Linked DNA regions of Mus musculus: region 1 is linked to region 2. Evidence: chromatin loops called from intact Hi-C (ENCODE). Cell type or tissue: gastrocnemius. All regions are shown on one strand.

Evidence for each region. Peaks named below come from ENCODE experiments on the same cell type or tissue, not always from the same donor. Only the 100,000 strongest peaks of a DNase experiment are listed, where the experiment ranks them.
Region 1: it touches region 2 in a loop (2.7-fold over the local background); 13 of 42 quality-filtered maps call a loop at or near these places.

What each region holds. Positions count from the first base shown.
Region 1 is chr12:10,433,207-10,441,206 of GRCm38, forward strand. No RefSeq gene overlaps it. Among named protein-coding and RNA genes, the nearest start is that of Gm38407, 9.2 kb to the right of the region's middle. In gastrocnemius, a CTCF peak has its summit at 4,988 (motif pointing left); DNase peaks (open chromatin) are centred at 4,984, 5,453 and 6,495; H3K27ac peaks cover 943 bases.
Region 2 is chr12:10,220,545-10,228,544 of GRCm38, forward strand. No RefSeq gene overlaps it. Among named protein-coding and RNA genes, the nearest start is that of Nt5c1b, 150 kb to the right of the region's middle. In gastrocnemius, CTCF peaks have their summits at 2,490 and 3,495; a DNase peak (open chromatin) is centred at 3,495.

The DNA of each region.
Region 1 (8,000 bases), 210 kb after region 2:
AAGAAAGATCCAGCGCCTGGCCAGGGTTTGGTTATGACCTTAAGAAAATCAGGGTCACCCTTGATCCTTGGCCTTTGGCCACTTTTCTTTTTTTTTTTTTTCCATTTTTTATTAGGTATTTAGCTCATTTACATTTCCAATGCTATACCAAAAGTCCCCCATATCCACCCACCCCCACTCCCCTGCCCACCCACTCCCCCTTTTTGGCCCTGGTGTTCCCCTGTACTGGGGCATATAAAGTTTGCAAGTCCAATGGTTTGGCCACTTTTCTGTCCAGCTTTTGAGAAGGGTCCCTCTTTGAGCCTCAGTTGCTTTGCATACAAAATGCAAGTTGCCTGAAATTATTTCAGAAATGTTATCTTTCTCTATGGGAACATAGAAACAAAACAGAGATTGGCTATCCACTTTTCTGGAAAAATATTCTATAAGTCTTATCAAACCCACCCTAGAACTTCCTTCCTCTAATACTTATCCCTGCCCCCCGAGATTAAAAACACCCATAGACATTTCCTCTGCCTGCTGCTTTATGAGTTGAGTATAACAGAGAACAGGGGGAAAAAATCTCTCTCTTTTCAGGGCTATCCTCTCCTCTATCTCCATGGGTATAAAATTTCCTCACCATAAGGAAATACTTATCTCCAAAGGATACGAGGAAAGTTCAGGAGATAATGGATTGTGTAGCTGCCAGCAAGGGAGAAGGAGAGTAGAGAGAGTCACCCAACCCCATGGGAATCACGTCCAAGACAGGACCAAGATGGGAATTTTAGGAGGAAGTATGGAACTTCACCTTCCTGTCCTCCTACCCTTCCTCCTCTTCTTCCTCCTCCTCTTCTTTACTCAGTTGGTTCCCTGACTTTATTCTGATTGCTGGAAAATTCTGGAGTTCAAGACTACAGAACCTCCTATCTGGACAGTTCCTTCAGTGTTTCTCTATCCAACATTCCTTTGAGATAACTGACAGAATTCTTCTAATTATTTTATGTTTTCCCCACTGAAGCTGTTCCAGGGTATATGCTGTTAGAACTAACATTTTTAATATTAGAACTTTGTTCCGCTGAACTCATTACATAACTGAGGGAAGCTGACCTGGTACTCAGCTGTGTAATGAGTTCTTCTTGTCTGTACCTTCCTTGTTCTGAGGTTGAAGGTGTATGCCACCATGTTCACCATCCCATAAGGATCCAGAACAAACCCGTTCATATGGAAGGATCTGAGGTCATTAGCTGTTACTGCAGGGCCAGATAATATCCCCTGCGTTTGTAACCTCAACAGTGAGGTAACACTGATGGGGTAAGGGCAGCTACCAAGCAGGAATGCTTATTCAGGGACCATCACTTGTTTTCTGTTAGTCCTTCTCAGTGAATGGACATCCTTAGAGAGTGGGGTCTCCTAACTATCTCCAACAAGCATAGCAAAGCAGGCCACAAAGAAAGAAGGGGCAGAGCCATGGAGGTCTTTCCATGAAGTCTATTGAGAAGGGTAAGGTGGTCTGAATCCAGGCTGCTTGGTCCCTAATTCAACTCACTCTCTTCCAACCTCTGGAAGCAGGAGAGGGGAGTTTGAAATGTTCCTCTGTTCTTTCTCATTCTCCATCCTAATACTTCTGCCTCTGAGTAGAAATGAGATGGATATGCATTTTTTTCTGCCAGTATCTTTAGCAGGCAGACATTCAAGAACAAGAAAATCCAGTAGAAGAAATGGTATGCACAGGACTGTATATGAAACTCTGGGACATGTACATTCAGGAGGCTCAGCACCATGTCTGAGGCCAGGTGTGAACATAATGTTATGGGGAGAAAGAAGCAAGATAGCTATTGCCAGAACTAGAGAGACTTACATTTCAGGCTTAGGAGTTAGTCATTGTTCAGGAGGCAGTGCAAATCCATGCCTCTTACTGGAAAAATGACTCTGAGTTCTGACTACACTAACCAAGGACACCACATAAAGTGCAGTAGGTGCTGGAGAAGCCAACTTTAGCATCCTCTCCACATTGTCTATCTATGAAACATTTCATACTGGAACCCATGGGTTTCCAAATGCAATCACCTTACACAGTTAACATGAATAGGGGGAATCTGCAATTAATGATCAAAGATTCAGAGTTGATAGAACAAAAGTAGCATCAAACTTAGAATGAGACCCACCAGTGGGAATTTTAGAGTCAAAGACTGGACTTAACTGTAGGGGGAAGTTTTTAATGCTAAGGTCCTGTTCCCCAATTGGTTCTTGTTCTGTCAGTAAAGAAAGCCTGGGCCAATTGCTGGGCAGAAGGTACAGATAGGACTTCTGGGTCCCTGGAGGAAAAGGCAAAGGCAAGGAAAGAGAGGAAGAGTTTTTGCCATGCTTTGGAGGGAGAAGAGTGCAGCAGCCATGTGAGGTCTCTGGAGGAGCTTGGGACTGTGGCCATTGCTACAGGCAGGGTTTCAGGGATGTTTGGCAGAGGCTAGATGGGACTAGCTATTGAAGTTTAGAGCAGGTGGGAGATACAGAGCCCAGCAATTGTGAAGTGGGCCCAGCAACTGTGCCAAGTAGGCAAGTTGAAAACGAGCAATTGTCTCTGTGCTTTTTATGCAAGGACTCAAGGGAACGTAATCATGCTTTTCAGGAAGATCACAGTAGGAAGTGGATGACACCATTCTGAGAGCAGGGCAGAGCATGGCAGGACCTCAGAGGCAACCTGTGTATGTGAACTTTGTAACCTTTACCATACGAGAAACATCATGAACCTTGTTTCAATGGTGGAACATTATTCAGCTACAGAGGCTACCAGGCTAGCAACACAAGGCTTTTGAGGGGATAATGAACTGCTGTGAGGACAGCATGAACTCTGTCATGCAGTGCACAATGCAATTCAGATAGCACTTCCACGTGACACATGGTTGGGAGAGTCAGCAGATGCTGTTTGTCAAGAGGATGCATACGTTTTAGCTTAAGAAACCAAGCTTGTCCCATGAGTCAGTTAGAGATCAGACAAGCCTTCCCTCTGGTTCCATCATCACTTCATGATTTTACATGTGCGGGGGGAAGATATAAGAACTGACCAGTAGTTTATCGGTATGCCCTCCTCGTGGAGAAGCCCGCTCTGATCATCCCTGAGTGTGGCAATCAATGAGGCCAGCAGTTCTCAACTTTGATGATGCTGTTACCCTTTAATACAGTCTTCAGATTTTGGTGATTCTTCAACCATAATATTATTTTTGTTGCTACTTCATAACCAATTTTGCTATCGGCTGTAAATCATAATGTAAATCTCTATCTTTTTCTGATGGTCTTAGGTGACCCCCTGTGAAAGTCATTCAACTTCCAAAGGGGTCATGACTCACACATTGAGAACTGATGAACTAGAGTGACAGAATTTACTTCATCCAAGATGGTCAGGTAGAATGATAAGTAGAATTATACTTTGGCTCTATGACAAGATATCAATATCAGGATTATTTGGGCAAATTTGAGATTTCATATCCTAGCAAATACTTGTCTCTGTCTTCAGTATCTTTTAAGTAATAAAACATAAAAAGTAGATCGAAAGATACAAATTTGTAACCCAAAAGACAGCAGATACTCATACAAGTGGGGTGTGTGTGTGTATCAGAGACAAACTTTGGCATTATACTTCAGGCTCTATCTACCTTTTAAGGGAACATCTCTCATTGGCCAGCGACTCATCAGGTGGACTAGGCTGGCCAAAGAGTGCAAGAATCCATCCATTTCTTTCCCTATCCCCTAAACACGGGCTTACGTGTTCATGCCACCATGACTGCCTGATGAGTTAGGGGACCCAACTCAGTTCCTCACGCTGGTGAGACAATCTCTTTGCTGATAACACTCTTTCCAGCACCCCTCAAAGTGAATTTCTATGGCAATGCCTTGAAATATAAGAGTACCTGCCCTCCAGCCTGGTATAGATCCCACCACCTCTATGATCTCTGAGCAATCCCACTGTGTTAGTCCATGAACAATACATGCTTATGTATACTTTGTCTAGACCAAACACACTCCATCAATCCATTTTCATTCCTGCCTAAACTATCAACATTTGAATACATGGCCTCTACTCTACAGCAAGTGCAGTGGGATGGAAGCTGAGAATTACTGTATGTTCCTCTTCCACTTCCACCTCCTCTATCTCGAGTCTAATTGCTTTGAGGCTGAGTTATAATTAATGTCTTCCCCAGTCTTCAACGACTGGCTTTGTGGGGACTGCTGCATTTCTAAAGAAACAGCCATAGGCAGGGGCACATGTCAGGTAGTTAGTTATTGTACTCCTAAGCCCCACCAGGTAGCTGAAGCCCAGAAACTTGTGCAAGGCCAGGAAGTTAGTGACAAGGCTTCTGGGGAGAACTGAAGCTATCTAGGAGGCTTCAGGAGAGGACTGGCCCGCTTGATCCAAGGGCCAAAGCTACATCCCCTGTCCTTGAGGTCTTTGGTTTCAGACCCTGCCCGAGAGAACAAAGGAGATTTCGGTTGTCACATTTCTGCAGCCCTGAGCTGCTCTGTTTCCTAACTTGGCTGCCTTTCCCATGTGCTGTTTCCCATCAAATACCTCCCCCCTTCCCCTCAGATGATTGGTTGAAATTAAATATCCTAAAATTACACTCAAAGGGGGGGGGGAGCTAATACGAAATTTTAATCAAAATACAAGCTTAACAGTTCCCAGTCTTTGAAATGTGAAGCAGACATGGGGTCCGTGGAGATGTTCCAACATGTCTCAGGTGTGAAGTTAGCCAATGGAAGGTGCAATGCAGGATGTATTGAGGTTTTTTGTTTTTTTTTTTTTTTAAACAAAAACAGAACAAACAAACAAAAAACAGTGGGATCATATTTCCATTTCCACAGTGGACATGACTGGAGGGATCGGTTCCTCCCCCCAAAAAAAGGAGGCTTGGGTTCTTCTTCCCATACCCATCTCCATCCACAATGGTTTAAAGTGTTTTGCGAAGGACCAAGAAAGGACCTCACTGAAAGAGGCGGACATGGGCGCCCTCTGGTGGACGCAGCTCCGTTAGCCGTCACAAGACAGCATTTCTTCCTGGATTAACTCTATAAATAGACAGATGATTTATTAAACAGATTTGAGGCTCATTTGAGGCACAGGGCCATGATTGCTTCGGGGCTCAAATAAGGGAGTGCTTAGGACCACTCTTCTTCTGAAGACACCTGGACTTACTTAGCATGATCTACATTGCAAGTGCACTGGACACTGCTGGCTCCGTTGCTCCCAGCCAGGAGATGCCAAATTCCTCCTATATAAAAGGAGCTTTAGTAACTCAAGCAAAATAAGCACACTTTCCCCCCACCTCCTTCCCAGAGACTAAGGCGGCAGGGTTGCTGGGAGGATACACAATACCTTGTTACAAACCATGTAATGTTTTAAAAAGTATCTATCTGACAGCCTTGGCTAAAGCCAGATCTTCTATCTCGATTACTTCAATATGTCAGGTCCATATCGCACCACTGCGTCCAGGCTTTCAGAGCCAAGACCTCTGTTTTGTCCAACCTTTCCATCTGGAAGCAATGAGCTTAATATTCTGGCTCTCCCCCCATAAAAGCTATGTCACAAAAAAGTAGCAGCCTGTGAACTGCTCCCCTCCCCCAAGACACACTGGGACTCCTCATTCCCTCTGTGCTCTATTCGGTTACACTGGAAGACCATCCCACCTTTCCCCTCCCCATAAACCAGAATCCGCCTGTAACAGCATAGTACCAGGAGAGAAGGAATGAATTGACAATCATTTACACTTTAATCCCACTTTTGACATTTTGAGAGATGCAGCTTAAAATATACTTGAGGCTTAGGGACTCCCTCTGTCCAGCTGTGTTCACTAGAGAAGAGACATCCCCGTTCATGAATTCTACTGCTTCTGGTGTCCAACTGGAAACCCAGATTTAGAGCCTATTTTAGGTTGTGTCTCACACTGACTCGAGCTTTTCCTTCCATGTTGAAAAAGGTCACCACCACCACCACTAAGTTCCGTGGCTGGCAGTTCAGTGATAACGACCTCCCCGTTCTATGTGTTTGGTTCATGTATTCATTCACTTTTATTTGTGTTAGGTTTTTGATCTAATGCCTAGCCGCTTCTTTTGTGTGTCCTCTGTTACACTGCAAAATCACATGGGTCTCTGGTTCCTAGTGCTCATGTTGTGAGGACAACCTAGGCTCTTGGGCAGTTAAGTGGGTGGTCCCCATAAGCTGCTGCTGCATTTGATTTCTTGGGTGATCATTAAGCCCAGCTAGGTGCTGGTCATTCTAAACCTATTCACTGACAATGGTGGAAAGCAAAGCCTGGGAATGTGCATGCGCCGTCAAGTCCCCAAGAAAAAAACCCATTTACTATGCATGTTAGAAGTCAGGACGCTAGAAGAGCTAGATCAGTGGCAGCAAATGATGAAATGGGGAAACCACGGGCCTTGCCTGGAAATGATATAACGCTGCTGTTCACCCTCCAGTGACTCCGAGCCCTGGAGTTCTGGAAGATTAGCGGAGCTGGAAATCACCCTCCTGCTGCGCTCCCTGGGCTTTGGCTACTTTTCTGTTCTCCTTCAGCTGGAAGCTGCGAGGGGCAGAGGTCAGCTTTCCTGTGTTGAATCTTTAGGGACAGGCCTTTGGATCCTGGGAGAGAATTGAAAGATCAACCCATCCCAATCCCTTGTTTTATACGAAGGACACCTCACTTGAAGGGAGGGGGGCGGAGTACATTGCCCAAGGTCATTCAAGCCCTCAATTTATTTAGGCTAATTCGGGAGACATCCATTTGGGAACAAGCCAAGCCCACATTTGTTAAGGACCTTAGTCTGCAGTGTCCTAAAGCCCCTTGTATCCATTCACATACACAAAAGAGTGTTTAAAAGTGCTCATCTGAGAGCCATTACATAGGCAGGGCTTCCAGTGGCCTGACTCCACAGGCAGTATGCACAAAACCTGTTTCCTCAAATGCTGCCTGCTGCACTGGAGTTAACCTCTTTTTTGGCAAATTAGTTCATGACCTGGGAACAGTTGAACGAAACTGTAGGCACATCAAGAGGACGTTATTTGTGTTCTGCCTTTTTTTAGACCAAGTCTCTGATGTGTTTATTTGCAAGCTTGGCTCGTGGTTCCTATCCCACTACTTACAGTTAATCCCATGTTTTCTTTGAGCTACCTTTAAATCCGTGTCAGATGAAAAATACTGCCTGATTCTGAAGAGTGTGGTATTATGAAGGAATCCCACGGTTTATGATCTCAGATTTATTGTCACATGTATTTAGTTCTTGTTTTTCTTTTTCTTTTCTCTCCTTCCTTTTTTTCCCCCTCCCACCCCTCTTCAGGCTTAAGTCAGCTGAAAAGGTTTTACTGTGAATTATGAAGATGCAAGGATGGAAGACGCTGTATAGTGTTTCCTGGAGAACTTTTTGTTCTCTAAAAAGGACGCTGGTGCAGAGAGAGCTCCCCTGAGCTGCAGCCTTTGTAGACTGTTTCAAGGGACAGGAACCAAGTCTCCTTCATCTTGTTGTATTATTCCTGACACTGTGTTTGCCATGCAGGGCTATTCAGCGAGTATGTGTAGGATTATGGTTGCCAAAATAAGCCTACAGTCAATGCCCCATGTAGCTTGTCATTGCTACTACTAAAATGATTTTTAAAATTTTCCCTCATTTTCTTAGTGTTTATGAGGCAAAACCAATTTAGTTTCAGGGGGAAAAACCGAGTAATTTTATTTTAAAAGCAATTTAATACTGAATTAAATATTTAGGAGACGACTCAAATTAGATAAATACACACAGGATCTGATGTTCCTCTTTACCACTTATTAAGCAAATGAATGAAAACTGAAGGTTGCATTTTCCAGTGGTGTTTTAAACAAAGATAAACTTCATATTAGAATCATTGTTTTGTAACCATTTTAGAGGCTTCGATGAGTTGACCTTTCAACTCTGAAAGGTTTTTAGCAGGATTTGACACCTGGGCACTTCTAGAGGGTTAGGGACAGCAGAGAGAGCCGAAGTCACAGAGGCATCTTGAG
Region 2 (8,000 bases):
TTTTTTTCTTAACAACAAGGCAGGCTAGTCATTAAAAAAATTTCCCTGTGGAATTGAGGCTATTTCTCAAAAAAAGAACATTTGATCACGTCTACTTGAAAATTGTCATTTTCTCTCCTATGAGACACTTATATACTCACTATTCTGTTCTCGGGAAATATTTTCTTCACAGAAATTCTTTTAATGTGTTTAAGGACAATAACATTGTAGAAAATTCTGGCAGTGTAGCCATGTGCTACTGTTCCTGTAACAAACTCAGCTGCGAATACTTTTCCAGATTTCCACGTGCAGTCTCTTCTACCCAGTTTTCAGTTTGGTGATGTTTTACATTAGCCATTGATGATCAATAAAAATAGTAAGTGGAGGCTTGGCAACATTATATATTACAAGAGTGGTTTTCTTGACTTTCTTTCCTGGGATTTTTATCTCTGAAGGAGTCTGGGGCAAAAGATGAAGCAGAAAGAATCGTAGATTTTTAGCAGTGCCTCACTTTGCCTAATAGACCTGCTGTACACAGTAGCAGAAGTGACACTCTGTCAATCCAATATCAGGAGATATATGGCACTGTTTTTAAGTTTTTTACTTTTACGGTGATTTGCTCAAGAAACACAGCTAATTCTATCAAGGTAGACCAGTAGTCCATGGTTACCCATCAAGCTTTATTCTGAATGCAGGCATCTGCCCATTTCCTTGTATGTTGAAAAAAAAAGAATCTGAATAATGTTTAGAAAGAAAGCATTTCTGTTTTCTTGATTATTCTTTTTCTGTGTTTTGCTGTATTTTATTTAGTTTCATACTTTTGGGACTGTTTAGTCATTATGGTAAAGCTCTTTCAGGTGCAAGTTAGCTTCCTGAAATTTTTTTAACATAATTCCTATTATCCCTTCTTATGCTTGCCCCTCCCACAGATCCCCTTCTTGTCAAGACCATGTCCTATTTTCAGAGCTTTTGTTCATTCATTTGTTTGTCTGTTTGTTTAATACAAAGGAAATATGTTCTGGACAAGTGTCCTATTATTTCAGCATTAGTTTGATCCAAAACAGTGGAACCAGAGCTTAACTTACATCTTATAGGTAGAAAAAAAAGAGCTATTCCCAACAATTGGCCAATTTGACTCCAGTCTCCTATGGTAACTTGGTCACACTGTTGAAGTTGAAGTATAAGAGTCTGGAGAATGATTCCTTGCTAAATAAAAGGTTAGGTAAGGCAATGGTCCCTGGGCCACAGACTTCTGGCCTCCTCACTTTCTTGAGCTCCCTGTATCTGTCAACAGCAGCATGACCCTGAGCCTGTGGACAGACATGTTTGTGTTTAGAGCACCCTGGGCAGAAGAACAGCAACTCCCCCAACTCCAAGCCATGCTCACTGGCTGTCCAGGAGGAATGGGAGCATGGGATCACACACTGTTTATTTGTGGTTCTTTTAAGTGATGTCCAGAGACCTACATTTCATGCTTGTTTGAAAGTGTATACCTAACAGGGGAAGCTGTTAAACAGCAGTTGGCCTTCACTCTAGTTATTTACTTATTTAGTTACGTGTCAGCATGCGGTTTATTGAGTCATAAGTCTTCTTAGTATGTAAAAATAACCAGGATTTTTAGATTCCTGAAGGAAATTCGTATCTTATATTTATAAATATTTCAAAACTATCATATTTGCCTGCCAATATCTAAATTAAAGCAAAAGGAATCTGGTTCTTTCTTTTTTCATATACATTCTTTCTTTGACTGCTAGTATAATGTTTTAAATAGGAAGAAAAATGAAGACAAATAATTCATTTCAGGGTGTGAAAAAAATCTACAAGTTATTCTAAAATAAACCGAGTCAAATTCCTTGAAAGTGCTGAAAACTATTTCAAGATAAGCAGATTCAATCAAGTGAGAGATAAGCAGTTCTTTGTAAGCTATACATTTACATTTTGTTACAAATCTCTGACCTCACCAAAAAAAAAAAAAAGGACTTATACATGAAGAGGAAAAAAAATCACATCCAAAACACATTTTTAATGCTATTTCTTATTATGAGAAGTGGCAACATAAACCATATTGGTTAGGAAAAATAAATTTCTAGAGTAAGAGACTAGACAGAAAAGAGACAGATGAAGAAAGACTTTCAAAGTCATATAGCCCTGTAAGCTGGCCCATGTGATCTGTAATGCTGAACATTTTCTTCCTGGCACTTCATTATAACTATGCAGAAGACAAAATATGTACCAATGCTCATGGCATCACCCAGAAGGTAAGTTCACTGAGAGAAAAAGCATTTCTCTTTGGCTTTTGGAAGTTTTTCTATACAGTACATTAAGATGATTTTCCTCCACAGATATATCAAATCTGTCCCCTCAGGCTTCCTTCATGCCCCCCCCACCCCGCCCCTGACCGTGGTGTATTGTCACAGGGAGAAAATTGGAGCTTTTAGAAAGGCAGACTGATAGGGAAGCCCTAGAGAAAGCCGAGTGACACTCTGAGTGGATAACACACAGCTGCCTCCTCCTGGTTCCTTAGGAAATGCCCTTTAAGCAGTGGTGAGAAAACACTTTGAAGAATCTAAAGGGATAGATTCCCCAGCTGCCTTATCCATTCATTTTTAGAACTATCACCAACAATGAGTTTTGAGAGATAAAAGTTTGTTTGGAAATTCCATTCTCATGTGAACTGTGGTTAAAAGCAAACGGCTCCCCCTTCTCTCATTTTGGCTAGAGATTTATACACCTCCCAAGTCTTATTTCTATAAATGGACTACAGAGTATCTTGACATTCTCTCTGACAATAACAAACTCCCTTTCTATATTGTGGCACTAGGCTCAGACTGTTCAGGAAAATGAGATCAAATTCCATACCTGAGGAAGTTGGGTCAGAGAGCTTTGGAAGGCTTACACTAAATCCACTTGGACATTAACGTTACTCAGCTCTCAAAGTCCATGGACTAATGTTCCCTGAGCTATGGGTGCTGTGAGGCACTAGTGTCTTCTGATATGCAAACACAGCCTTAGTACAAAACACCTAATGATGGAAACACAGAGAAAATAACTGTATCAGTGTTGCTATTGCTTATTTAAAGAAAAGCCTTACTTCTCTCAGATCTTACAGTGTATACATGCACATACATATGCAAACACCTACACACACACACACACACACACACACACAAATATGCACACCCTCTTATCTGCACATACACATACTCATTTTGTTTGTACACTGATAAACTTCAAGAAGACAAGTAGTCATCAACCATTACTGTTCTTCATTACCACCATTCTAAGCTTTCGGAATCTCATATGGGATTTATAAGAATAATAATTAGCACTATGCATGGATTTACAAAGAGATACAAAGAAGGATTCTTAGCTTCATCCTCAGTTCAAATTTCAAATTTAGAGTAAATGAAGACCTTGGTGTATCAAATAGTTTGAGGATTCCAGTTTCAGCTGGAATAATCCAGCCCCTTTCTACACCGAGATAGAGAAACTCCACAAGCTGTTCAATGGTGCCCCCTTCCTGTCAGTGACGAATTTGACACAGAATAAAAATTGCTCTTTTACAATGTATGACTAAGAGATGTTAGCCCACATCGAATCTTTGTCAGAAAAGTAAAATGAGTCAAGATTCAGAACATTGAAGAACTTCATTCAAAACCATCTTTAACCTGTAGCTGGAGGAAAGCAGGAATCCCAGGACTCCGGAACTCAAACTCTCAGACTGACTGAAAGTATGCTCATGGTTGCAATATAGTCTAAAATTGTATCAAATGCTATCATAGAAATGGTCTTTTCAGAGTATTGTGACACAAGCTAATGACAGGAATCTTGATAAATCAGAGGCCTTTAATTATGTGTTTAAACATTGGCAAAGCATAAAATCAACTGCTGGACAACTAAAATGAAATTTAGAATTCTCACGGGTTCACAGAGGTATGTTAGATTAGGGGTTCCTTTATTCAGAGTGGCATCTATAAAAGATTTGTGTGGGCAAAATGCACCTGAGATTGTATGCAAGACAGAGGGGTGCCAACTTCAGCCTGAAGGCTGTAAGCAGGCACTATTGTGCAGTATAGTACTGATTAGTATATACTCAGTTAAATATCATTACTGTCTATTTTCTTCATTCAAACATCTAACAATACTTACAGGACACAGTTCTACACTAAGCCCCAGAAAAATCAAAGGATTTGAATGAAACTTCTTTCTCTGTATATTCACAGTATGGAACGACTAAAACGCATTGCAAAAACAAGGTAGAGGGTCTTGTGAAACAATAGTGGAAAACAATGTGCCATGCTATTAGATAAGGTAAGATAATAAGGAAATAAGATACACTTGAACATGTTTTTTTGGGCATAAGAAAGAAGAGATGAATTGAAGTAAACTAAATGAAGAATTAATATAATATATAATTTTTTAGTTTGGATTTAGAGGGTTCGAAGCATCTATAAATGTGAAGATAAAATTACAAAGATGATGAGGACAACCTCAGAATAATGGAAAGAAGAAAATCCAACTTCATTTAAAATGAATAAAATAATACTGATATAAATATATAATTTCTTCATCTTATTTAGTATATTTTTAATTAAAATAGAATTATATTCTTTTCTCCCTCCTTTTCCTCCCTTAACTCCTTTCATGCCCTGCCCCATCTCCCTATCAAGGTGATGGCCTCTGTTTCTTTGATTATTATTGCTAAACAGGGATGTGCATAAATGTATAAATATAGCTGTACCCTGCCTGCCTGTTTTTCTTGTTTGTGTTTATATTATTCCAAGGCTAGCCACTTTGTGCTGCATATACAACTAAGAGACTCCTCCCTGGAAAAGGCTAATTCTCTCTCTCTTCAGTCATTAGTTGCCATTAGTTCTTTTTCTCCAGCAGGAACTCCATGCATGTGGTTGTCCCTTTTTTCTGTGTTAGCATATCTAACAATGGTCATTGTTCAGGTCTTATTTAGGCAGCAATCTAGGACACACTGTAATGGCAGAACTCTGGTCCTCTGGATCTTACTGTCTTTCCACATCCTCTTCCCAGTGTTCCAAGTGCTATAAGTAGGAGTTGTAATTAACATAAATAAATACAGAGCATAGTATTATGGACAATTAACATCAGTCTAGAAGAAATAGAACAGAAAATAATCTTTTTACTTTTCAAAAATAAGTGGGTATATAAATAGAGACTAAAGCCTACCATACTGAAACACATTTATGTGTTATAGAAACCAGTGGATGATTTACTGGATTGGTGGACCGGCATAACTGGAAGCCCAGCTTCTCTCTGTGGAAGAAAGAAGATGGAAATATAGAAAAAGTCAGAGATGATTCAGAATCACAGCTCATCGTTATTTCAATTAATTATGTGACAAGAAGCCAGACAAATTCAAGCTGCAGCTGATAACAAAACACATTAAAGCCACTTTAGTAAAAAGTACATAACATGTGTGTAGTGTGTGTGTGTGTGTGTGTGTGTGTGTAAATCCAGTTTCATAAAAATCCCATCTCTGCAAGTTCTATTTACATGGAAAATACTTTAAAGATTTATTCATATTGTTTTGCATTGTGTGTAGAGACATGTGTGTGGGCACATGTGTACAAGTGCCCAAGGAAGCCAAAGGCATAGATTCCCTCAAGGTGAAATTAGAGATAGCTGTGGGACATGAGTTCTGGGAAACAAACTTTGATCCTTGGAAGAGCAGGGAGAGCTTTTAATGCAGATCCACCTCTATGGTTATCTTAGTCAGGGTTTCTATTCCTGCACAAACATCACGAGCAAGAAGCAGTTGGGGAGGAAAGGGTTTATTCAGCTTACATTTCCACATTGCTGTTCATCACTGAAAGAAGTCAGGATTGGAACTCAAGCAGATCAGGGAGCAGGCGCTGATGCAGAGGCCATGGAGGGATGTTCTTTACTGGCTTGTCTGCTTCCAATGGTTTGCTCAGCCTGCTCTCTTATAGAACCCAAGACTACCAGCCCTGAGTTGGCACCACCCACAAGGGGACCTCCCTCCTTGATTACTAATTGAGAAAATGCCTTACAGCTGGATCTCCTGGAGGCATTTCCCCAACTGAAGCTCCTTTCTCTGTGATAACTCCAGCCTGTGTCAAGTTGACACACAAAACCAGCCGGCACAACGGTTTTCCTCAATAATATTTTAGGGCCCTAGAAGACTTTCCAGAGGCCATATCATGAGCCAAATGAACTCCCTAGACTGAAAATTGAGATACATGGGTAATGGCATGGCTGCGAATATCCCTCTGTATGAAGATTCCTAATTTTAACATCTGCTAGATGCTTTACTTCACACCATACTTGGCAATTTGCAGAGTGCTTTCAGGCACACTTTCTCCACAGCAATGATACTGTCAATGTCAACAAATATAGGTTTTATGATGCACCCACCCTGCAGGGAACAGTCTGTTATGTCCTCTGCATATACCCATTTAATCAAGTTCAGGGAGGGGAAATACTTGCCTGCTGTCACAGAGATTAAGTGGCTATTTCGTATTCTAACACAAGACTGACATTAAAATTCAAACTTTCAATCATTGTATTCTTCCTTATGGCCTCAAGAGTATCATTATTTAGATAACACAACTGATGCCTGGAAGAGCTTAAAAAAATGCTAAAAGAGCTTAAAAGATCCTCATCCAGACTCCTTAACTCTAAAGTTGGCATCTTACCTACCTGGATACTTTCAGAATGACATGAAATAATAGATACTGAGTACTGGGTAAATTGTAAAACTTGAAGCTGTAGAAGGATCGGCCATTATGACCTTTAAAAAATCCCTTAGCACATCATGAAAGCAATGAGCAGTGAGAATTGAAGTGCAGCTGTGCCACTTTGGCATTAAATTCGTCAACTTCTTAAGATGCTAAACACCCACTTAGCATTTGCCTTGCCATACCCCTGCTAGGTATTTACCTAAGAGAAATAAAAATACATGTCCACATAAAAACCTGGGTGGAAACGTTTATTTCAGCTTTATTTATTTTTGCCCCCAAACTGGAAATACCCCAAACACTCTTGTCTGGTGAAGGGATAAACAAACAGGCCGATTCCCTTACAATGGAATAGTAGTCACAAATAAAATAAAATGAGTAACTGATGTGCGTAGTAGCATGGGTGCATCAAAAATGCCTTGACTCGATGAAAGGAGCCATATTCAAAGAGACATACAATGAATGATGATTCCATTTATATGATATTTTAATTAAGATAAAGTATCGGGTCATAAAACAGAAATGGGACTGGCAGCAGAGGAAGTAGAATGACTTCAGAGAAGCCTGAAGAGTTGCCCATGTGATATAAATATTGCCATCTCCAAGACTCTGGTGGTTACAGGTCTGAAAGCTTTGATTGTAATTATAGAAATTATTCAGGAAATGGTGTTCACATTGAATATCAAACTCCAATAAGCCTTACTTTTTCGGGCAGAAGAGGTTCTCTAATTCTCTGCTCAAGCTATTGGGTATGCTCCCATACCTAAGGCCCACTAGGAATAGCTTTTGAGAATCCAACAATATCCAAGAGACAGGAGTCTCAAGTTTTCTTTTAGAAAACATGTATCCTTAGAACTTGTATGGTTACACCTCTCCATGGATTTTTGCCTTATCACCTTCTTGCAATTCTCATTTGATTTTCTTAGATTCAATAAATCTCCCATATTCATATTCTCTCTCTCTCTCTCTCTCTCTCTCTCTCTCTCTCTCTCTCTCTCTCTCTCTCTCTCTCTCTCTCAAGTGGCTTACCTGGAATGAGTGGGATAGCCACTTGATTTTTTTCTTCCAAGACCCCACTTCTCTCTCATATCTTATAAGAAGCTCCACCTTCTAGTTCTTCATATTTCAAGGCTCAGATAATTTCTGTTTTATGTTCACTTCAGTTGAAATGAACTCATCAAAAACTCTACTCTTCTTTATCATTTGTATATGCGTGGCATGTGACTTACCACAGTTTATTATTCTGACTGACAATGAAGATAAGCTGTGGTAAAACTTAGTAGGGGTCAC